3 separate regions of the Mus musculus genome follow, and regions 2 and 3 are each linked to region 1. Evidence: chromatin loops called from intact Hi-C (ENCODE). Cell type or tissue: heart. All regions are shown on one strand.

Region 1 (8,000 bases):
ACTAGGATAGAAATTGTTACCAGGATAGTGGGGTATTGCTGTGACAGACCTGACCATGTTGCTTAGGAAGGATTGTGGAAAGACTCTGGAACTTTAGGTGAGATGAGCCATTGAGTATTCAAATCTTGGTGAGTTGTTCTGTGGAAGCTTGAAAGTGAAGAATACTGAGATCTGTACAGATGATGGAGGCCTGGTTTGTGAAGTTTCAGAGGGATATCTGAGAGTCCCTTCATGATTCTATAGGGGCTGTTTGCTATTTTGAGTTGAGAATCTGTGGTTCTGGGCAGCAATAGCTGAAGAACCAGCTGTGACTAACAAGAGACCAGAACTACTGAAAGTAAAACCTTTGCTTGCTTTGCTGGGACAATTGATGCTGGTTAGCTGGAGCTGCTGAGAAGTTAATGGTGATTAAGAAGGGACTGGCATCATCGAGGCAAAAACTTTTGGGAAGTGTTTTCTCAGAGTCAGCACATGCAGCCCATGTTCAGAGGTGGCCAAGGTTGTATCTAGTGCTGGCAACCAAGGTGGTCATATGTAAGTGTCTAGTTATGGTTTTACTGCTGTGAACAGACACCATGACCAAGGCAAGTCTTATAAAAAACAATATTTACTTGGGGCTGGCTTACAGGTTCAGAGGTTCAGCCCATTATCATCAAGGTGGGAGCATGGCAGCACCCAGGCAGGCATGGCACAGGAGGAGCTGAGAGTTCTGTATTCATCCAAAGGCTGCTAGTGGAAGACTGACTTCCAGGCAATTAGGATGAGGATCTTATGCCACACCCACAGTGACATACCTACTCCAACAAGGCCACACCTCCAAATGGTGCCACTCCCTGGTCCAAGAATATACAAACCATCACAGTAAGATTCTCCCGCATGGTACTAGTTTTGAAGGCACAAAGGGGCCACAGAGAGGAATTGAGACTTGACTCTGTGAAAGCCAAGGCAACACTATTGGTGAAAATGCAGCCCAGTTGCAGCAGAAGACCCCAGCATTTTAGAGATGTTAGTATCATATAGGATGATACTAACCAAGAACACCAATGCTATGTAGCTGAAGCCTAGGAGACAAGCTCTGTGTGCTGTAGAGGGTGAAGCCAGAGAAGTGGCTCAGGCCCCTTGGAAGTGCTAAGAATTTGAGTGAATTCTAGATATTGGGCATTGTGTGAACTCTTTGTTGTTGGAGGTTGGTTTGATCTGATTGTGACTCTTCCCTCTTGAAATAAGGATCTAACTCATTTCTTATTTTATAGAAGCCCACAGTTGAGAGACTGTTGATTTTATTTTTTTTAAGATTTATTTATTTATTATATGTAAGTACACTGTAGCTGTCTTCAGATGCACCAGAAGAGGTCATCAGATCTCATTACAGATGGTTTGTGAGCCACCATGTGGATGCTGGGATTTGAACTTTGGACCTTCGGAAGAGCAGTCGGGTGCTCTTACCCACTGAGCCATCTCACCAGCCCAGAGACTGTTGATTTTAAAAGAGACATTGGATTTTAAAAGAGATTAGGGACTGAATTTTAAAAATTAGTTTTAGATTTATTTTTATTATTTTATTGTATGAGTGTTTTGCCTGCATGAATGTCTGTGCACTACATATGTGCCTATGTCTGAGGAGGTGGTAAGCCTCCATGAGAGTCCTGGGAACGAACGGAACATGGGTCTTTTGCAATGAGTGCTTTTTTGTTTTTATTTTTTTCTTTTTATCGAAAATAGATTTTGAGGGCTGGAGAGATGGCTCAGTGGTTTAGAGCACCGACTGCTCTTCCAGAGGCCCTGAGTTCAATTCCCAGCAACCAAATGGTGGCTCACAACCATCTGTAATGGGATCCGATGCCCTCTTCTGGTGTGTGTCTGAAGACAGCTACAGTGTACTCATATACATAAAATAAGCAAATAAAAAATTCTAAAAAAAAAAAAAGAAAATAGATTTTCAAACAAAATAAAATATAATAAGATAAAACAAAAACCATCACATTGGAGTTGGACAAGGCAAATCAAGGGAAGGAAAGGAACTCCAAGAAAAGGCACAAAAGACCGGGAAGTGGTGGTGCACGCCTTTAATCCCAGCACTCCGGAGGCAGAGGCAGGTGGATTTCTGAGTTCAAGGCCAGCCTGGTCTAGAGTGAATTCCAGGACAGCCAGGGCTATACAGAGAAACCCTGTCTCGAAAAATAAAAGACAAAAAACAAAAAACAAACAAACAAAAAAAAGTAAAGGCACAAGAACCAGAAACCCACTTTTTCATACACTTAGGAGTCTCATAAAAATACCAAGCTGAAAGCTATAATACACACACAGGCCCTGCTGCAGACCCGTATGTGTTCCGTGCTCGCTGTTCCAGCCTCTCTGAGCTCCTATGAACTTTCTTCAGTTGATTGACAGGGACTTTCTCCTCTGAGCTCTGGTCTGTCTCCCATCATCCAGCATCCCCTCTTTGAGTTCTTTCTTTAGCTAAGTCTTCCTTCTTTTAATTTTTCTTAAAGAGGATATAAAAAAATTATAATCATTTTTAGACATAGTTATCAGTATGCTGATACTCCTAGCAAAATTACATGGGGTCCAAATGTCCTCTTCTAAATTTTTTTCTATTTTTTTATTATGGAAAATATTTTATTTTCTAATTTCTAACTCTCTCCTTTCTCTGGAGACTTTATTTTACCACATTCAAACTTAATATCTTTTCTCCCCTCTCTTTCCTTCTCTCTCTGGTCTCTTTCAGACCCCGTGACTGGGATCGGAAGTTCCCCCTTCTCTTTCTCCTCTGAGCAGTTATTGGCTGAATCAGCTCTTTAGAAACCGTTTTAGGGTTTTACTGCTGTGAACAGACACCATGACCAAGGCAACTCTTATAAGAACAACATTTAATTGGGGTTGCCTTACAGGTTCAGAGGTTCAGTCCATTATCATCAAGGCAGGAACATGGCAGCATCCAGGCAGGCGTGGTGCAGGAGAAACTGAGAGTTCTACATCTTCATCTGAAGTCTGCTAGCTGAATACTGGCTTCTAGGTAGCTAGGGTGAGGGTCCTAGGCCCACTCCCACAGTGACACACCTACTCTAACAGGGCCACACCTTCTAATAGTACCACTCCCTGGGCCAAGCATATACAAATCACCACAGAAACCAATTCCAGGTGATGGGAAACAATCTTTATACATCACTGAGACAGGAGATATTCCAATAATCATGACAATGACAATGACCATTGTGGATGGTGCCATCCCTGGACTGGTGGCCCCAGTTTCTATGAGAAAGCAGGCTGCACAAGCCATGAAAAACAAGCCAGTAAGCAGTACCTCTCCATTGTCTTAGCATCAGATCCTGCCTCCAGGTTCCTGCCTTGTTTGAGTTCCTGTCCTGACTTCCTTTGGTGAGGAGCAGTGTTGTAGATTATAAGCCAAATAAACCCTTTCCTCTCCATGTGGCTTTGGTCATATCATCACAGCAATATGAACCCTCACTAAGACACAATGAATTTATTATTTTATATGTATAGTCATTCACATCCACAGATGTTTGTGTACCACTTGTGTACCTGATGCCCACAGAGGCCAGAAGAGGACTCGGATCCCCTGAAATTGGAGTGACCAATAGTTGAGAGCCACCATGTGGGTGCTGGGAACCAAGCCTGGTTCCTATGCAAAAGTCTCCAGTGCTCTTAACAGCTGAAAAGAAAATCTCTCCAGACCCTTGGGAAGTGTTTTATAGATAAACTACATGGAAGTCTTCCTAAACAGCCAACAACTCTTCAATATCTATTTGACCCAAGAACAAAGCAATAAACCAATACGAAGTTTAATCTCATGAGTAGGGCTTTTCACATGAAGTCTGATGGTTCATATGGATAACCCCAGCATTTGGGAGGCAGAGGCAGAGGCAGAGGCAGAGGCAGAGGCAGAGGCAGAGGCAGAGGCAGAGGCAGAGGCAGAGGCAGAGGCAGAGGCAGAGGCAGAGGCAGAGGCAGAGGCAGAGGCAGAGGCAGAGGCAGAGGCAGAGGCAGAACTGCTGTGAATTTGAGGCCAAAAAGGGCCACATAGAGAGTTTTAAGCCAGCCTAGGCTACAGAATGAGGTCCTGTCTTAAAAATCAAAAATAAAGGCCTACAGAGATTCCTCAATCATTAAGAATTCTTGTTGCTCTTCCAGAGGACCAGAATTTAGTTCTAGCACCCATGCCATTCAGCATATGACCCTCTGCAACTCCAGATCCAGGCCTTTTCAGATCTCAGTAGGTTCCTGTTCACATTTAACATACACATATATGTACATAAATAAGTCTTAATAGAGTTGGCCTTGCCTAATTTCAGACTTTTCTATAGGAGGGATAGGTAGGCTGAAGGCCATCCTACAGATGATCTTTTTCAGGGGCAATAAAAATATTTGCCCCTATTGTTGATGCCTTGGGGCGGGGGAGGGGAGGAAACCAAGGTGCTTCAGGATCCAGGGCAGGGCTGTTTGCTGGAAGTCTATTTTCTTCTGGGGAAAAACACAGCAAAGAAAACCTAATCAACATGTAGTAAAATTTGGCGGTTAAAGAATCTGATGCAAGGTCTTGCATGCAAGGTTTAAGGTTCCAGGATGGTGCCCAGGAAGAAAATCCACCAGAGAACAGAAACAACAAGCCTTTATGAGTTGGGGAGTAGGGACATTATGGTGGTTTGCACTGAGCCGTCATAGGAATGGACACAGTATGGAGCCAAATCTCCCTCCCGTGGAACACTAGGAGACTGCATAGAAGTGGACATTGCTGACTAGTCACTCATACTGAATTCACAGGATGAAAGGCATCTTCCAACCTTTGGAAATCCCCGCTGGACCACACAACTCTTCCCAGCGCCAGGTCATGTCCTGGGGACCTACGATTAAACCTTTTCAGATAGGGAAACTGAGGCAGGAGAGAAGCACTTGTCCAACAATGGGCGACTTTTCTAAGGGCGCGCGTGGGCGTACTCCTTGTGTGTGTGTGTTGCTAAGCGCAGACAAGAAGGTCACACTGCGGTTAAAGCTGGAGCACCAGGATATGAGGGTAATGTGGGTTCGCACTCCAGGCACACAGTATGGGTCTCAGAAGCTTGGCAAACAGAACTGGGAAAATGAGAGGAGGGCTGAAAAAAAAAGAGAAAAAAAAGCCTAGAAAACGTCAAGGCAACTGCGCACGCGCTGCACCCGTCACCGCGCGGCCTGACAGGAGGGGCAGCCCAGCTCGGGCATATCTCAAGGTTCGGATCCAATCTGTGGCGCATTTGTGCCTCTCCACTGACCGCCCACCGCAAGTTCTCCTGGGACTTGTAGTCTGTCGCCATCAGGGCCCCGGAGCACTTGCGTAACACCTCATCCTACCGCGCAGCCTGCTGGGACTTGTAGTCTCAATTTTGCGTGCCCGGGGTACGGGGCGGGCTGCGGGACTCCTAGTCCCACAGAGCTTCGCGCTCGCCACGACGCCCTGCTCAGAGCCGCTGCCTCCACCTCACGGGCTGGGAGGCCTGGGCGTTCCGGGAGACCGAATTGCGGTGTGAGCCGCCGTGGGGACTGCGAAGCGGGCCCGGAGTCCGAGATGGAGCCGCCCGGAGGTGGGCGCTGCCAGCGGGCCTCGCCTGAATGTTGGGGAGGCCGGGCACGCCCTGAGGGCGGGTCGGGGGCCCTGGGCGCGGGACCGGAGGTCGCGGGTGGAGGGACGCCACGGAACGGGTCCCCCTGGCCACTGTTGACCGAGCGGCCTGCGGTTTCTCGCAGGTGCTTGAGGCGAGCGGGCGGAGCGGCTGCGACGGACTGGTCACGTCAGCGGGGACATGGCTCACCTCCGGGGCTTCGCGCACCAGGTGAGTGTGGGCGTCGGCGTGCCCCGAGTCCGTGGTTCGCTGTGGAGCGGATTTGTCCACTTGAGGCGGGAGAGGGGCGGAGGCCGTCTGCCTCGGGGCGCGTCTTGGGGCCGTTGGAACTCTGGCCTGTGCCGAGCCAGCGCCTGCGGAAGACGTGAGCCCCAGGGAACGTCTGCGGGGCGAGCGCTTCTGCTCGGGAGCTGCTGGGGGCAGGTGCAGGAACCTGCCCTGGGCACAACCTGCTTGACCCAGGCTCGGAGCACCTTCCCAGAAGATGGACTCCACCTTCCTTGGCTAACGGGATGGAACCCCGACACGGGACCGCACAGGAGATGAGGGCTGCGTAGGGTCAGAGGGTTCGGTGGTTTGCTCTCTGGACCCCCTTTCTCGCCTTTATTTTATTTGTGGTGTTGTTATTTCAGAGCAATATGACAGACAGCTAGTGAAGTGGAATGAGCTGCCTTGGCGGCTGATTTTCCTCTGGCTTTAGCTGTGGGATTTGCGTTTTAAGGGCTTGGTTTAGATAGGCTTAGGCTTGACAGTTGCACAGTGAAGGAATCAGTTCCTGAGGACAGTGCAGCCGCTCACCCCACCCCACCCTGACCCCCCTTCTCCCTGCATCCTTGAGAACTGGTTGTGTAGACAGGAAGCATGTCCGTCCGCTGCTTGTGGGCAGGAATTGGAGGCAGGGCTCCTTGGAGGAAACCAAACCAGCCTGGAAGACTACTCACAGCTGTTGGGGAGGGCTTTTGGCCCAGCTGTCACAGATGGGATCCCGAGCTTGCTAACTGATGCTGAATTAAGCTAACACATTTTTAATACATTTTGACATTTCGCCTCTAATTATATAACATACTAAGAGAGAGAGAAAAAAAATCTGCCTCTAGTTTATTTTTAAGAGACTTAAGCTTAGCTTATGAAGGTCCCAGGATGACAAATTGGAGCTATGAATTGCGAAGGAGTACAGTAATGATGGCTAGGGGACCTTTCTCAAAGAGAAAACACCCTTTTTGTCTTTTTAGGGGCCTGTGTCCAGCCTAGACATACTTGGCTTCTGAAAGTGACACAAAACCTTTGTAGGGCTGCTTTCTCCCAAGATGGCTGCCATAGAGTCCTATGAAATTGCTCCTTTTGTGTGATAAGGCTTGTACTTTCCCCCTGTAGCCTGTGCTTCTGCCTTAGATTACCTTTTACCCGGCCTGTTCCTGCCCATCTCTGGAAGGACCAGATGGTTCTGGGCAAGCACTGTGTGACTGTGTGTGGTAGATGAGGGAGGATGTGTGCTGAGTTGTTCCTCTTGTTTTGGAGAGGTGATACACAGCAGGCATGTTGGCAGAAAGGCCAGAGGCTGTAAGTATAATATCCCTAGGATGGAATGGAGAGCGAATGGGTCTCAGTTGTTCAGAGTAAGTTAGATGGCTTGAGTGATGGTTCATAACACATTCTGTCCAGAAGAGAAATCTGAGCCACCCAGATCAGCATGCTAGCTGTCTGTGATTGGCTGGGTTTGGGACTAGGGCTGCTTCAAAGGTGTAAATACAGAGACCATGCCAGAAAGGCTCCTATCATACTGTTTCTTAGGCTGACTGGTTCACAGCTATAGGTACCCAAAAAACGTAGACTTTGAAGACTAGGGTTCCCACCTTCCTTGCACAAAGTCTAGAACTCTGGCTTTGGGATCTGTTATTTTCTTTTCCTCTGAGGCAGTGTGAGTGAATACCTGGCCTGAAGTATCCTTCTTCGGCTACTGTAGTGGACAAGTTCTGATTCTAGGTTCCCCCAGAAGAGAGCAATTAAGAATTCTCAGTATGGCTGAGCAGTGTGGGAGGATGTGGTGTCTGAGCCTGAGTAGTAGGAAAAGGGCTACTGAGAACTGGAAGGATAGTGGTCCTGGGTCATGTAGTTAGCCGATGGCTTGACTTCTCTCTAACAGGCTTTCTTAGGCTACAAGCACTGGACTGAACCAGTGATAAGACTGTATTGCCTTGAGTCCTCAACTAGACCTTCTGGAGATCTTTGAGATGGTTTTCAAGGTGTCTCAAAACTACACATGGTGGAGCTGTAGCATCTGAGGAGACAGTAGAGGCCAAGTGGTTAGAGAAAGAAGGGTTTGAAAAAGTGTTTTGGGGCCTGCTGGAGCAGAAACAGGCAGAAAAACAAAACAGAACAATAACA
Region 2 (8,000 bases), 160 kb after region 1:
AAAAAAAAAAAATCATGAAACAAAACTACCATGCTGACAGGGCTGAATATACAAAAACACACAATACTTGAATTAAACAAAAAACAAAAAAACATACACACAACAGTAGCCATGCTTGCTGGTTTACATCTTTGATCCTAGCACTTGGGAGCTCTGTTGAGTTTGAGGCCAGCCTAGTGTACATAGTGAATTCCAGGACAGTCAAAGCCACTTTATAAAGAAACCAGATCTAAAAAAGAAAGCCTGGGGCTGGAAACATGGCTCAACGGTTAAGCTCACAACCATCTACAATGTGATCTGATACCCTCTTCTGGAATGCAGGTGGCAGGTTTACATGCAGATAGTGCACTCATAGACATACAATAAATAAATCTTAAAAAAAAAAGCCCAACAGTAAAAGAGGCTAAGAGGAATATAAGCCTTCTATCTCTATCTGATAGATTGTCATAAGATCATTAGGAGAGATGTTCCAAACTGGGCTAGAGCAAAAAAAAAAAAAAACTTTAGAATATAATGATTTATTTGGTAAGGTGCTACAAAAGATAGATAGCAAGTCAAAAGTTTCTTTCTAGCTGGCTGTTGTGGGGCACCATTGTAATCTTAACACTCAAAAGACAGGAGGATTGCAAACTGGAGGCCACTTGGACTACACAGGGAGACCATGTCTCAAAACTGAAAGTTTCTTTCTGAATTGTGATTGTGTGTACTGTCTGTGTCTGATACTTAGAAGAGTAAGCTCCTGATTTCATGTATGCTAGATAAGTGTACTACATATGAGTTGAATGCCAGTATTCAAAGTTTTTCCTATCCCATTTAGGAATGGAAATAGGGGGAAATAGTAAGAATAAAATAAAAAGCAAACCGGGTGTGGTAACACAGCACTGGAGGCTGAGGTACAAGGATTACAAATGTGAGCCAACTTGGATTATTATGAGTTCTGGACTAGTATAGGCAACAAAGAAACCATGTCTCAAAACACTAAAATGCACAGGAACACATTTTAGGTTTTTTGTCTTGTTTGGTTTTAAGAGTCTTTATAATAAAAACTCAACTTAAACTGGCTACCTTATTTCAGTCTCTCAAATGCTGAGATTACAGGGATACAACACTATACTTGGCTATGAACAGATACAGAATTAAAAAAAAACAAGCCCTAAAATTATCAAGTCATTTTGTTTCTCCCAAATTGGTATAATTAATTCGATTCTAAACTGGAATCCCTATGGTATGTCTCCTTTCTTTAGGTATTGTATAAAATAATGGGAAGATAAACACTTGAGAGTAAAAATGTGGAGACTTGCCTTCACTACTATTATGTCATTTATTTCTAGCCACCATGTACAGGAAATGTCATGGGTATCTTTCTACATCTCTGTATCTCCTTAGCTTACTGACCCAAGTCCACAGCCATTTTGAGGTCCTAGGTCAGTTCAGACGAAAGAAGAGTAGTTTCCAATATCAGTTTCCTTTCTTTCAATAAGTACTGAGGGTTGGAGAGATGGCTGAGCTGTTAAGAGCACTGACTGTTCTTCCAGAGATTCTTGAGTTCAATTCCCAGCAACCACATGGTGGCTCACAACCATCTGTAATGGGATCCGATGCCCTCTTCTGGTGTGTATGAAAACAGTGTACTCATATAAATAAAATAATAAATAAATAAATAATAAGCATCCTGATGCACAACACAAGCACAGATTGGAGAATACATACAATGATTCTTCAATACAGAGATTGCTAGGCTATGAATGTTACCCTATACCCAAACATAACTTGTATTCTAGTCTCAATGATTTTCTAACAATGTATTAAACATAACAAAAAGGGGTTTTAGTTTTTGTTGTTTGGGGGGTGGGGCGGGACATGTAATAAGGAACCAGAAATCTTGCATTCAGGGCAAGCACTTGACCAAGTGAACTAACTACACATCCCTAGTAATGTCAAATGTTAACTGAAAGATGAATACTGAATTTCTAAAGCACTTGGTTTTTAGTGAGAAAACCTTGTCCATTAACATACTGCTAGGTACAGATCGAAGATCAGTTAGATCCCCCATATCAAAGATATATAGTCAAACTAGAATTTTATTCTTTCACATTGCATATTTCAGATGTCAGAAGTTATTAAGTTCCTTACACTTGACCCACGGCTTCTTTATATCAGAGAGTAACACTATCACCCAATTATGAGTCAAAAGATGACTAGGTGAACAAGACCCATTTTTGCAAGTGGCATTTATAATAATGGAATACTCAAAGGACCCATCATTCATGTACACAAATTTTTACATTTGTATACATTACCCCTAATCCCCAAAGACTCCTCAGTGTAGGATCCTGAAGAGCTTTTATCCAAAGAGCCTAGACTCTCTTGCCATTTAGATTTCTTAGATTTGAAGACTGTACAAGCACATTATGCAAGACAACACTCTTAATGGAGCTTGGAGCAGCAAGCCACAAACAAAGGGAGCTTAATTACATTCACGATTGATAATAGAGGGAGGCCCCACCTCCTTTCCCTAGGCTACCCAGCAAACCCAGAAGGAGAAGCTCTTGTTCTTTACTGACCTCTGGTGCTCTGTAAAGGGGGGGGGGGGGGGGACACTAGGTGGAAAAATGATAAAAAAGGATCAGGACAACTTTTAAAACTAAAAAAATCATCCCCAAAATTAGATATAGCAGCACACACTGACAGTTTGAATGCTGGGTATTGCAAAGAATTCCTGAATGGCAACTACCAGAAAAGCCATTGAAAATAAGGAGTCTCAAATTAGAAGCATCATGAAGAAACAGCCTTTATGACCTCTTCAAAACTCCTGTTTTTCCTTATGTTAACAAGACGGATTTTAAAAATGTATCTAAGATACTAAAACAATTTTCACTACTAAGGAAAAAAAAAAAAAAACAAAAAACCTAAGTTTTTTTTCTAGACAGGGTTTCTCTGTATAGCCCTGGCTGTCCTGGAACTCACTTTGTAGACCAGTCTGGCCTCGAACTCAGAAATCCATCTGCCTCTGCCTCCCAAGTGCTGGGATTAAAGGCGTGCGCCACCACGCCCGGTTGAAAACCTAAAACTTAAATCCCTTGATAGACAGTAGGGACCCCAATATTTGACGCCAGAGAAACACTTAAACCGTCTAAAGGATATCGAATCCAGTGAGAGTCCTAACTAATAACAAGCAGCGAACAGGAACTACACAACAGATAAACATTAGACAGAGAATGTTCGAGATTAACTGCGCTCCAGACACGAGGAGTAAACTGGGTTAAAACCAGCCATAGAGACCACAACGGTCTGAACTAGAAGTTCTATGTGTTGAAAGTCTGGAAACGTAGTACAGGACAAGGCAAGGCGCCACTAACAAATGAGGCCGGAAGATACAAAAGGGCCAGGCGTGGTCTGGGCCTGCGGTCCGCTTCAGAGTTAGACTTCATGGCTTCTCAGTCAAAGGCCTCCACTCCATGCTCCCTTTCCCGTGTCACTTACAGGGCTGCAGCCCTTTGTCTAGCGTCGCACTACCTCGGGGAAGGCCACAGCAGACAAACCACTCCATAACGCTCCTGTCACTGCCTTAAATTGGGGAACTTCATTAACATCCCAGGGTGACTAGTCCTTTTCATCCCTAGGACGAAATGGCACCGTTACGTGGGAAGATGGCCCCGCAAGTGCTTCGTAGATGTGAACCTAACGCCCGACTCTCCACCACATAGTATTTGGACTGTGCGCCATAACTTCACTGGGCCCAGCCACGCCCGCCCCAATGCCCTGGACCTGGCCAGCAGGATCACCCAGATGGGGGCCGCCCGTCCAGTTGTCCTCGAAGGGACGACGCCAGCCAGGCATCCATCGCTGGAGCCCCGGACTAAGGGTGCGGCCGCCCCTCCCCCACGCGCTCACTTCCGTACCCGTTATCACCGCCTAGGCGGCCCGGGCGAGGGCAGAACTCTAGCCCTTTCTCAGGACAGCCAGCTCAACTCGAGCCCGCGCGACAGTGGGTACACATTGCCACACACTTACCCGCTCACACGCCGGAGAACGCTCGTCAGGCGAGAGCACGGACCTGCCCCGCCCAGTAGAGCGCGCGCGAACAGATGGCGTCATCGCGCCGTCCCGCCCCTTGCCAACTCCTTCCTGGGCCCCGAGTAGTCCCCTCCTCCGCGGTTGCATGCAGAGCGCAAGCGTGGACGCGATCCTGCCGTCCGCCTCTGCGCAGGCGCTGTGCCCCTCCCACGGCGGTTGGCCATATAGAGGCTGGGGGCGGGGGGAGGTCAAGCGTAGCCTCTTCTCCTTTACCAAGATGGCGTCTTGTTCCTGTTTCGCCACAGTTCCTACCTTATGAGCTTGGATTCCTCACGCTAATAAAAGAGGAGCAGGTAACGAGATTCTCCGCTTTATGGGAAACTAGAGTTGTGGGAAGGATATTTACTAAGGAGGAATAAGGTGTCCATTGAGAGCGAGAGACGACCGGGGGCGGGCAGGTGGCAGCGTGAGTGCGGAGCAGTGAAGGGGAGGGAGCCCTTTGCCTCTATCCTTTCCTCCTGGAAGATGGCGGCAGCACCGAGCTAGGAACACCGAGCCGGGATAGGCGGGCGCTTGTGACTTGCCGGCGGGCATCTCTAGCCGCCTCTGCGGCCGTCTCTATGGCGGGCTGTCGTCCCGGGATTGGCTACGTGCTGGTCACGTGGGTCTCCCCCCCCCCATGCACACCATAGAGTGGTGCCTGTCCCTGGGGACGTGGCCTTCCTGTGTGGTCGTGAGCCCATGCCCCGCGGGGGAGGGCGGAGCCGGCACGGCCCCCTACCCTCTTTCAGACTGGGGCGGGCGGAGAGATCTGCGGCATGCCCTGCTCTCTGCGACCGGCTTGAAGCTGGCTGGGAAGGTGCAGTACTGGGCTGCGGCCTGGCTCGGGTTGTCCTTCCCTTCAATCGCAGGAGGTCCCCTGGCTGGTCAGCGATCGTAAACTCCTACCTTAGGCCTTTCACCAAGGCCTTTCTATAGGAAAACACCCTAGAGTACCTCCCCAGAGAAGAAACAGCAATCGCGCAACCCTAGTGGGTGATATGCACAGTGTCGGTATTCCGAACTGTTCTGACACATGCCTTGTTGTGAGGGAGTGGTTTTTTTGTGCGTTATTACTTTGAGTAAAGTATCCCAGTGCTCGAGGCTACACTGCATATCCTGTCTGAATTAGAAGATTGGAGGGTCGACTGGGCATGTGTTTGCATACGATATAACTGAACCAAAGGAGACTGTCTTGGGTTTTATTATCTTTACAGACAAGGATAAAGCATGGGGAAAATTGGAGGGTTATAATCTTCACTTACAACTTGGCTCGCCCTTCAGCTTTGGGTTTTGCTAGTCACCTTAAGCTCTCAAACAATGACTTCACATATTTGTTGGTGTCCATTTAAAGAGCCACTTTCTTAGTAACTTTCTGAAGCCCAGTTAAACCAGTCACAAAATTTTGTTTGAAGCTAGTAGTAGCTACAAGCTAAATTTCTATTATGGAATCGGGTGTGAATAGGAAAACACTGGGTGAAACCTATTGCTTAAGCTTACGTTTTGAAGATTTAAAGTACCCATAGGCTAAATTTGTTAATTATGTTAGCTATGGGGATACTTAAAAGCAGTCATTTAATGTAGCTCTAAAAGGGGCTTTGGGCTTTTGTTTTGTTTTTAAGTGAATTACTACTTATGGATTCAAAACAACTCTTAACCTATTATGACATCTTTAAACTTAGAGATAATGGAGCATATCTTTTCCAGTCTCAGAAATAGTATTTTTGAAAACCAGTTAAGTAATTTCCAATGGCACCCAAGCTTTGTTGGTAGCGTTGGTTAGAGGCCTGCACTGCTTAGACACTTACTTCATCTTGAGAATACCCGAAAGAGGCAGACAGGTCAGAATAGACAGGGACACACACAAGCAGATCCTTATTTTTTTCCTCTCTCTCTTGTGGGCAGGCCCACTTCTCAGTGGCCAAATAGGCTTTCAAGTACATTTCTTTTAGTTTTATTTTGACCTTCTAAATGTCTAATATCAGCCTAATAACCTCATTTCTTTAACATTAAAGAGCCGAGTGCCACACATGTTAGGGATTCTGGGGGTGCAGAGATAGAAAAACATCATTTTTCCCTTTTTTCTAGCTCTTTATGATTTCCTGTAGAAGATAACACTTGCGAAAGAAAGCTTATTTTGCAGGCTAATTTGTACCATAATGAGAGTATATAAAAGAAATAGAAAATAGACTATGATTACTTACTGCAAAGCCCATAGTGGAAATATGTAAAAGAGATAGGAAGTAGACTATGATTACTTGTTGAAAATCCTTCATAAAGAATGTGATTGTAAATCAGTAATCCAGCGCTTTGTATTGTGGAGTAATCAGCACTGTGTATTGAAAGATCAGGAGGTCAGTGTCAGCTCTTCTACATAGTGAGTTCAAGGTCTGCTTGACCTACAGGATACCCTGTCTCCCCGCTCCTCCCCCAAAAATATAATGGTCCTGAAACTGGAGTTTAAAGAATGATTACAGAGTATTTCCAGGTAGAGTTGGCAGGAAGGAGTGTTGTAAACAGAAAGAGTAGGGAAGGGAAGGTATAATATTATAGCCAATGGCATACAGCAAAAGGTTGAGAATTGGACAAACATATGGTTAACTTCTTGAATGGTAGAGGGCTTAGCTGAGATTGTATGAAGATGTCTTAATGGTGTATATTCAGTACCTTCTCAGTCTGACAGGTTGGACAGGATTATGACCATTGAGATGACCTATGATACTTTGTAAGATAGATTCTTCATTGCCAATATATGTATTTAGACAAATCTCACATAAAATAAAAAGCAACCTTTGAAAAGAAACAGCTACACACCAGAAATGGTAGAAGGTATGTGTCTATAATTCCAACACTTGGGAGGCTAATCAGGTAGATGTAGAGATTCAAGGCCAGCCTGGGCTACAGAGTATAACTATGCCTCCTAATACTTAACTTGATTCTAGAAGCTCTGTTAGCTCTGATGAACAGAAAGAGATGCAACACTCTTGATGAGTCGTGGCCACACTTAGTTCTTGTCCCAGGTTCTTTGAGACAGCGAAGGTGCTATGGCACTGGCATGGTCTGGTCTCTGTTGGCTTGGTTCCTATATCTCTCTCTTTCTTCATGGCTCTTGTGCTTTTTAGTGATAGCCTGTTGCATGATTCATAATAGACTGCAGTTGGATCTCCTTTCTGTGGCTCACACTGATCAGCTTACAGATAGCAAATTTAGCAAATGTTTGGAACCATTTCTATTGTATTGAGAAACTCCAAGTGGGCTGACAAACAGTGATTATCGGCCTTCTAAATCTCTGTCTTTTGGTGTCACTGATCTATGGGTGCCTTTGCTGACTTAGGTCATCTCCACATAGTCATTCCACCCAGGGTACATTTGTATAAATGTATGTGTAAGCACAGGATAAAAAGCTGTAATTCCAGCACTTGGGCAGTTGGAGCAGGAGGATCAAAGGTTCAAGCTTTGTTACTCTCAGCTACATGTTGAGTTTTGATAAGATGGTCTTTAAAAAAAGTTATAAATAATGCTTTGGCAAACAAAACAATCTCATATTTAAGCATAGGTAGAGGCAAAATGGTTATTCTTTACATGTTATGTAATTACTTAATTGAGAAATTAGTCAAAGCTGTTGGTAACAAGATTTTAAGTAAATATCTACAAATTTAGATTTATGTTTTGTACTTTTTTTCTTTTTTCTTTTTTTTTTTTTTTTTTTGAGACAGTGTCTCTGTGTACCCTTGGCTGTCTTGGAAATCTCAGTGTAAACTAGGTTGGCCTGCTTCTATTTCCTGAGTGCTGGGACTAAAGTCATGTGCCACTATACCCAGCTTTAGATTTCTTATATGTACCAGTAATTAAGTAGAAAATAAAATACGAATAAGACATGGTGAGACACTTCTGTAATCTTAGTGCTCAAGAGTCACTGACACACACACCAAGAAAATCACTCT
Region 3 (8,000 bases), 290 kb after region 1:
CAATAGGGCTCTCTGGCTGGCATGGGGTGTTTACTCTCCTCATCTATCACACATCGCAGTAACGTTACTAGCCAGGAAACAAAGCCCAGGACTATACTATTCTAACTTCCAAGTCTTCTAGTGTTGCCTAATATTTCAGTGGCACAGATCTCAGCCCTTCCGTGACTGTCAAATGGTGACAGAACCCATTTGCTTTATCCGCCCACATCACCTCCAGACATCAGCTCTGAAGTTCTAAACTAATTGTGGTAGGTACTTTTGTGGTAATCTTCTTTTGCCTTAAAATTTGGTTACCATAGTTACCAATCATTTTTCCTGGCACACAGTGCATAATGCTATTTTAAAAAGTAGCTATGGTTTTTGAAATTTATTTTTATAAAGGTAACGCATAATTATGGATACCTGATAAATCCATACAGATCTGGAAAATGTAACAGGCAGAGTTTCCTTTCAAGCCTGTTGTTAAAAAAGATCCTCAGCAATGCTAATGTGTTTTCTTTTTAAGCAGGTAAAACTAAATACTCGTTCTAAAATTAAATACCATATTTTAAGATGCATAATACAGGAACCTAACAATTCAGCTGAAACAATTTTCTGTGTTCATATGTTTTCTCTATTCTTTTCCATGGAAATTAATTTTCTTAGCAAATATATAAGCACGGGCCATTACTAAGGAGGGTATAAAACCATAGGAAGCTGTTCAGTTCCAAATGGAGTGACTACTCTACATCTGTGCTTGTGACAGGGGGATTCTCAGGCCTGTATAAATGTTGAGGTAGATGTGGGCATGGTGGCACACACCCTTAATCCTTCATTCAGGAGGCAGAGGCAGGCAGATCTCTGAGTTCAAGGCCTGCCTGGTCTATATAATGGCTTCAAGACTAACTGGGGCTACAAAGTGAGACCCTGTCTCAAAGAAGAAACATTGAGGTTGGATTAGAAATGACTCCTTGTCACTGTGGCAGGACACAGAAGCAGAGGACTACATCACGCTCTCTTCAAATTTTGCTGAGGAAAGGGTTAGAAAGTCATTTTCTGTCTCCGTTCTAGGTGACACATTAGTGTCAATATCATCAGTAGTGGAACTGTCCCTTTAGCAGAAATGGACCCACTGTACTCATAAACATAATTCAGTCATTTGCTAAGGCAACACACAGAGAACAGGCTGCCCTCTGCCAGCATAACCACTTGCCCAATCTATGGAGGCCCTTTGAGGAACACAACCACTGTCGTGAGGAGACATTATGTGCAAAGAAGCAGCAGTCTTCAACAACACACTTGCCCCATTGGGTGAGTTCAAGGTTAACTAAACCTAGTACCTTCTGGGTCTTCTGCACCCCGATCTACTCCATCCTTCAGGCTCTGCTCGCTGAGGTTTGCCACGATGCCGCCGCCACCATGCTTCTTCCCTTCCTCATCACCTGATTCTTCAGATTCAACCCGCCTGTCAACTGAACCCACACATCACATGGTGACAATTCACATCTACTTCATGTGACAATGTGAGGAACACAGAGGAGATTAACAACAGGTGTAAGTCAGCAAGACTCTTTTTCTAAAGCTGAATTCAGTTTATGAACATTTGAATGTCTTCTACATCCAATAGTATTTAAGATACAGAGACAGTAACTGGGAGGCCACATGGAGACAATTAACATGCCATCCTTCCCCTCTGAGAACTTGTAAAGAGTTGACAAGTGTCAACTGAAATCTGGATCATCTACAATGGGAAACACTAATGACACCAGATACAGAAGTACCTTCCAAGAGGCTCTCACATCTGATGTGATGACCCTTCTCACATCTCACTGTGACCCTTCTGCCACATACCTTCATTGATGTCTCACTATCCATTTGGCCAAGATAAATGGTTAAATTTTCAGGCCCACATTCCAAAAGAAATCAAGACTAGCTAAGATGAGACTGTGGGCAGAGTGAATGAAAACAAGAATGTCTCAAAAAATGGCAGAAGCCCCAGGTAAACTGCTGGTGTTAAATAACCACAGGATAGAGTTAATCATGCAAAGTTTTTTGGAGTAAATAAAACAGATTTTGAGTTATGAACAAAGCAACAATGAAACATGGCTCTGGCAAATGATCTTCCTTTCTAAACCTCAATATTCCCCTCTGTAGACCAGAGTTAGTAGAGTACCTTCTCCTGTCAGGACCAAATAAGAAAGGACACAAGAGTAGCTCATGTGTATGACACGGAGAAGAATGTATGAGTTACCAAGAGGCACTTTACAGTCTGTGATCTAGAGTTAGGAAAACTAGGTTCTGTGTTACAGTCTCTGTATCTCCCCCTGTGCCTCTATCCTCAGGGCAGTAGAGAGGTTCCAGAGCCTGCGACACTGTGCAAGAATGTGACTACAAGGCTCTAGGTAGAATAGGCTAGCAAAAGGCAATGAAATCTATCAAGACGAGGAAGGTTTGAGTTAAGGCATTAGCAGTGATAGAGAAGGTGGCAAAACATGCTCAGCCTGGTCTACACAGGCCAGCCACGGAAATGGCAAGAACCTGTCTTAAAAGACAAAAGAAAGGCATTACAACGACAAATCCAACCCAACCCAAACCAAGCCACACAAAAACGCCACAAAAAAAAAAAAAAAAAAAAAAAAAAAAAAAAAAACTCCAAAAAGACATAGGCCATAGAAACCTAAGTGTCAGCTGGTAATGACATGTGTGGGGGTGGACGAGAGAAACAGCTTGGCTTGTGTATTTGCCCTTTAGTGAGGAAGGAGGGGAGAGGTGTATTGGAGGAGGAAAGAGGGGGCTAGGAAGAAACATTTCCTCCTTAAGAAAGATTCAAAGGTTAGAAACAAAAGACCTCTAGCACGACTCCTTCAAGTCTCTCTAAGAGCGTTCCTTGTTGGCTCTTCTCAACCCCCATTGCATGACTGCTAATTTAGGTCACCTTTCCATACTCCTTTGCTTCTGACTGGTTTTCCTTTCTCCAGAATGATACTGGTCCTCCCCACTGGACCCCAGTCTGGATGACATCTAGTGAGTTTTCAGGGCCCATCTCAGGGCAGCCCCACTGCTCTCAAACTCACTGGTCTTTTCTTCCACATCTCTGCCCCTTGCTCTGCAACCTTCTTCCCTAGTACTCCTCCCAGAAAAGTGAGTGACCTTCCAAAAGTGAATAATCCTCACCAAAATAGTGGAGTCTTTCAAAGACATTTAAGATTTGCCTAATGCTACAATGGGTAGGGTTAAGTACATGTACATATGTACAAGTCTGTTCGTATACACTAACACACATATATGCACGCATGTAATGACCATGTATCTACACAACTGTATACAAAAGCATGCACACGTGTAACATATATGTATGTTACATATGTATATGACATAATCCAACACAAGGAAAAAAAGGAAGAAAGTTGAATATAGACTAGACTGCATGCCTAGAAAACAAGACAACGCCTTGTAAACTCAATTTCCGGAGCTCCTTTTTATCCATCTCTCTGCCACAACCCATTCGCTTCAAAGCAGACTTTTCCATTCATGCCGCGTGAACAAACTGGACTTCGTAGATTCCCCACGCCTGAAGCCTCAGTTTCCCAGTGAGCTGACGGAGGACGGTTCCCTGCCCCCTCGCCTGTCAACTTCGGAGCTTTAAGACTAGGTTCCTATAGCCACGGCTTCCTTGCCAATCTCCCTGGGCGGGCTCGCGCCACGTTTTTCCCCAGGGTCTTGTCTTTCTGGCCGCTACCGCCCTCGGGACGGGACTCCCGGGCTCCGAGCCTCCCTGGCTGTCCAGCCATATTGGCAGCTGTCAGAGCTCTGTGGCTGTGGCCGGAGGCTGGAGGCCGAATTCCGATCCCGCAAGAGGCCGTGACCGCCCAGCCCGAAGCTCGCCGCTCCCCGGTCACCCACAGGGGCCGCTCACCCTCCATCATCTCCTGCGACTGTTGCTGCCCCGCGCCGCGCTCTGCCGCCATATTGGCTGCTCTTTCCCTTTCCGGAATCTGTCGCCTTAGGCCATGGGCCAATCAGGATTCCAGGTCCAATAGGCCAGCCAATGGAACAAAGTATAGAAGCGCGAGCTGACAATGCTTGCGCGGGCGCAGTGTTTCATGGGGATTGTAGTTCCCACAGGCTCCGGCTCCACCTGGGTTAGGGGTTTGATGAATGAGTAGAGTCTAGGCGAGCACGAAGAAAGCAGACATCCCGGAAAGTCTTTAGGCAGCATGGGAGACACTTCAAGCTTGCGGATTCGCTCAAGTCACTATGCCAACTTCGGAGGCGTAGAGGTACTGCGGACAGGAGAGTTCTACAGGCCACAGGTGAAGCCGACTAGACTTGCACCCCCGACTTCGGGAGCCTCACTTCACGGTGAGCCGGTAGGCGAGGGAAACCAGTTTATTCTGCGCCTGCGTGCTGATACACTGGTGCCACAGGCCACCTTTAGGGGATGCTTGGAGAAGGCGGGAGGGGCCGCGGTCCGGTCCTGGGGCTCACGTTTGCGGCCTCCAGCCCACGGCGAGCCACTGTGTCGTCCGCTTCTCACTGTCCTCGCCTTGGAAAGGTGGCCGTCGTAAGAAGGGCTGCACGTCGCTCACCGTCCTCGGTTCTCCCGTAAGAGTAAACTGCAGTCACTTGGAGTGGGGCGTGGAGGGGGGGGAAAGGCGCGAAGAAATCGGGTCTTTTGGCTCCTCCGAGGCTCTGTAGTGGGTGTCCGGTGCGTCCCTAGCAACTGTTTGCGCGCGCTCAGCTGCTTGCTTTCACTGAGGTCCGCCCATCAGGGTGTCTGGTTGGTTCTTGGTCCCTTGTTATGCTGCCTAAGTCGTTCTGCGATTGGTCGGTGGGCCAGAAGCGCGCGGATCTTCACGTTGTGAATCCGACTGAGACTTGCGCCAGCCTGGGGTGAGACACCAGCCTTCGAAAAACCTCCGGGTGGCGGCGAGTGTTAGTTACGCATTGTCGTGGAGTGGCTCTGGCCCTTTCCTCGCGCGCCCGCACTCCCTCCGCCCAGCCCCGGCCCCAGAGTGGTGGCGGGTTCTGGCCGTTTGACCCGCGCTCAAGAGCCGCCAGCGCCCGAAAGCCTCTGATTGAACTGGAAGCTTTGCTTTAAGGTTAGACTAGCGGGCCAGTGAGCTCTGGGGAGTCACTTATCTTCACCCCCTAATTTCGGGATTACAGTTATGTGTAGCCACGTCTGGCTTTTTATGTGGTTAAAGATTTAAACGCAAGTCCTCATGCTTGCATAGAAAAAAACTTTTAACAAAGGGAGCCGCCCAGTTCCTGTAATTACTTTTAAGATAAAAATTTGTAGCATTAACAATTTAGTTTGAAGAATGGTATTTTTTATATAAATTAAGATCTCATATCAATATATTCTGAGGTCATACAAGGTCTAAAAAAACAGTAAGGTTTTGTGACTTTGGCAGTGTATTTAGAAGCCATAATTACATGTCCTAACTTTGTCAATAGGTTGGTTTTAAAAGTAGAAAAACCACGGTATGATCGTATCATTGTTTGCTGTAACAGTAATTAGTGCATTTAGATACCTAGAGAAGATGCCTGTACATCTTTCACATTAAAACACTCTACTTGAAAACTGCTATCTAACACCTACTCATCTTTATTTTGTTTGAGTCTGGTGGTGTCACATATAGCCTTGAACACTGTCGCTACTCATCTCTTATTTCATAATGAGTTGTTGCTTTTTAGGATCACATACTGAGTGCATGTGCCTGTGTATGTAATATGCAGAATAGTGAAGGCAAATAGTCATACTTTATCAGTCAGTGGTGGAAGGTTTGCCCAATAGGTGACTAGCTCTGGGTTTAATACCCACCTTCACACAAAAATACCAATTGTCAGGCTGATGGTGTCTTCCTCTCTTCCCAGCACTTCCAACGACTCTGGAGACCTTGCCTCAAAAACAAAACAAAACAAAAAACAAAACAAACCCCAAAAGGAAACAAAGCCCTACAGTTTGGGCCCAGCATTATGGCTCAGTGGGTAAAGGCACTTGCTGCCAAGGTCTGACAATTTTGGACCCACATGGGTAGAAAGAGAGAAGTGACTCCTGAAAGTTGTTTTCTGTCATCCATGGTTGTGCTTTCTCTCTTTCTCTTTCTCTCTCTCTCTCACACACACACTCCCACAATGTAATAAAAATGCATGAAAAAGTCATGCATTATAATGAAAATAAAATGAGGTTGTAAGATGGCTCAGCAGTTAAAAGCTGTTGCAGTTTTATAGAAGACCTGGGTTCTGTTCCTAGCACCTACATGGTGGTGTCTGTAACTTCCGTTTCAGGGCATCTGGTGGCCTCTTCTGAGTTCTTCAGGCTCCTGCATGCACACAGTGCCCATACATACACAGGCACATGCATGTGCTTACACACACACATACACATATTAAAACAAACACATTTAAACCCATTAACTAACTTAGGAAGTAAGAGACTGTGTCATTTTGCCTCTTAAGTTTAGTGCTCTACCAGACTCCAGGGAATTGTCTGCCTGAAGTATGGGTCTTCAGTCTTGTTGGACTCTTATCCTGTATATTGTATTTTTTAAGCAGTGTATTTAGATTTTATATATATATATATTAATTTAATATATATATATATATATATATATATATATATATATATATATATAAAAGGAATCTTGCTGCAGATAACCTTTTGTATTTTGAAGGTTTTTACTCTATACTGCTAGGATTGGTTCTTGTACACAATTCCTTTGTTCTTACTGATGATTGTATCAGAGCTTTCTTCTTGATGAGTATTTAAATTGTTTTTTCTTTTGGACTGTTTTCCCTCTTTCCTTCCTTCTCTCTTCTTCTTGCCTCCCTGGCTTTCTACCTGTCTAGTTTCCTAGCCTTTACTGTTTTGAACCGTGCTGGCCTGGAATGATCCTTGTGCATCTTAGTATTTATGTGTGTGGATTTCTGTAGACTGGTCCCTGCAGTGTAGCCTCTCTGGAAGGTGGCTTTTCTTTTCAGTTGGTTTGAAGAGAGTGTATTTAATAACTTTGAACCTGTATTTCACGTTCTTTGCTTCTGAGATTACTAGAACATAATGGTTTTATAGAGTTGGGGTCACAGTGGCTCTTCTAGAGTCCCTGACTGTTTTGGGGTTGTAGGATAGCTCACCTCTGATTTAAGTTCATGTCGCTTTTACCTTTTGGAAGTTCTCCTCCTTCACATGTCTCGGAGCTATACAGAATGACATTCCTGGTGAGCACTGGTTGTTACAAAGCACATGGATTGCCCAGACCGTGGTCCTAGCTGTGGCTTTTTCTTATTTGCAGGACCAAAATACACTTACTTATATTTGAATTTTGTGGTTATTCTGTGCGTCTACGGTTTGTGTGAGTGTGTCTGTCTGTATGTCTGTGTGTACACTGTTGTAAGTAGGTGCACAAAGGGATGTCAGAGAAAACTTTCTGGAGTTGGCTTCCCTTTCTATCTTTACATAGTTTCCGGGGGATTAAGCTTAGGTTATCAGGCTTCCATGGCAAGCACATCTACCTGCTGAACCATCTTGCTGGCCCTGGCAGTTTCTTTTCATTTCTGTTTTTAAATTCACCCAGAAATAATCTTTGTATATAGGAGAACATAGGATGCAATTTCCTCCAAATTATTTAGCTATTTAAAACTACAGATCATAGATAATAAGCATTTAGTCTTGCTTTGAATCTGCTCATCCCCCCCCCTTTCTTCCCCCCGAGACAGGGTTTCTCTGTGTAACCTTGGCTGTCCTGGAACTCACTCTGTAGACTAGGCTGGCCTCAAACTCAGAAATCTGCCTGCCTCTTCCTACCAAGTGCTGGGATTAAAGGTGTGAGCCACCACTGCCCGGCTAACTTGGCTCTTGAAATTCTGCAGGAGTGCTGCGGGGTGTGAGTTACTGTTATCTTCATGTACAAGACATTGAAGGCCATGTTATTCAGTCAGTGCTGGGGGACCTTATGGATTTCCCATGTATGTCAGGTTTATATTTCTTGGTCTGCTTCTGAAATTGTCTGTGTCCTGTT

What was found. Hi-C counts contacts between places; a loop is a spot of excess contacts. Peaks named below come from ENCODE experiments on the same cell type or tissue, not always from the same donor. Only the 100,000 strongest peaks of a DNase experiment are listed, where the experiment ranks them.
Region 2: a loop joins it to region 1, with 7 times the contacts of the local background. A loop is called at or near these places in 4 of 42 quality-filtered maps.
Region 3: a loop joins it to region 1, with 13 times the contacts of the local background. A loop is called at or near these places in 4 of 42 quality-filtered maps.

Annotation. Positions count from the first base shown.
Region 1 is chr1:93,633,123-93,641,122 of GRCm38, reverse strand. Stk25 (serine/threonine kinase 25 (yeast)) reads left to right here and starts at 5,396. Exons shown (of 12, transcript NM_021537.3): 1 at 5,396-5,576; 2 at 5,740-5,825. The coding sequence starts at 5,796. In heart, a CTCF peak has its summit at 4,709; DNase peaks (open chromatin) are centred at 5,322 and 6,502; H3K4me3 peaks cover 2,980 bases; H3K27ac peaks cover 2,471 bases.
Region 2 is chr1:93,475,083-93,483,082 of GRCm38, reverse strand. Septin2 (septin 2) reads right to left here and starts at 4,090. Exons shown (of 13, transcript NM_010891.2): 1 at 4,015-4,090. It also overlaps a transcript of Hdlbp not described here. In heart, a CTCF peak has its summit at 4,547; DNase peaks (open chromatin) are centred at 4,082 and 4,652; H3K4me3 peaks cover 3,825 bases; H3K27ac peaks cover 3,081 bases.
Region 3 is chr1:93,339,607-93,347,606 of GRCm38, reverse strand. It overlaps Pask (PAS domain containing serine/threonine kinase), which reads left to right and starts at 4,819. Exons shown (of 18, transcript NM_080850.2): 1 at 4,819-5,081. It overlaps Ppp1r7 (protein phosphatase 1, regulatory subunit 7), which reads right to left and starts at 3,979. Exons shown (of 10, transcript NM_023200.3): 1 at 3,896-3,979; 2 at 1,320-1,451. The coding sequence starts at 3,947. Mir6902 (microRNA 6902) reads right to left here and starts at 1,515; the gene lies at 1,452-1,515. In heart, a CTCF peak has its summit at 3,880; DNase peaks (open chromatin) are centred at 4,006 and 4,746; H3K4me3 peaks cover 3,303 bases; H3K27ac peaks cover 1,816 bases.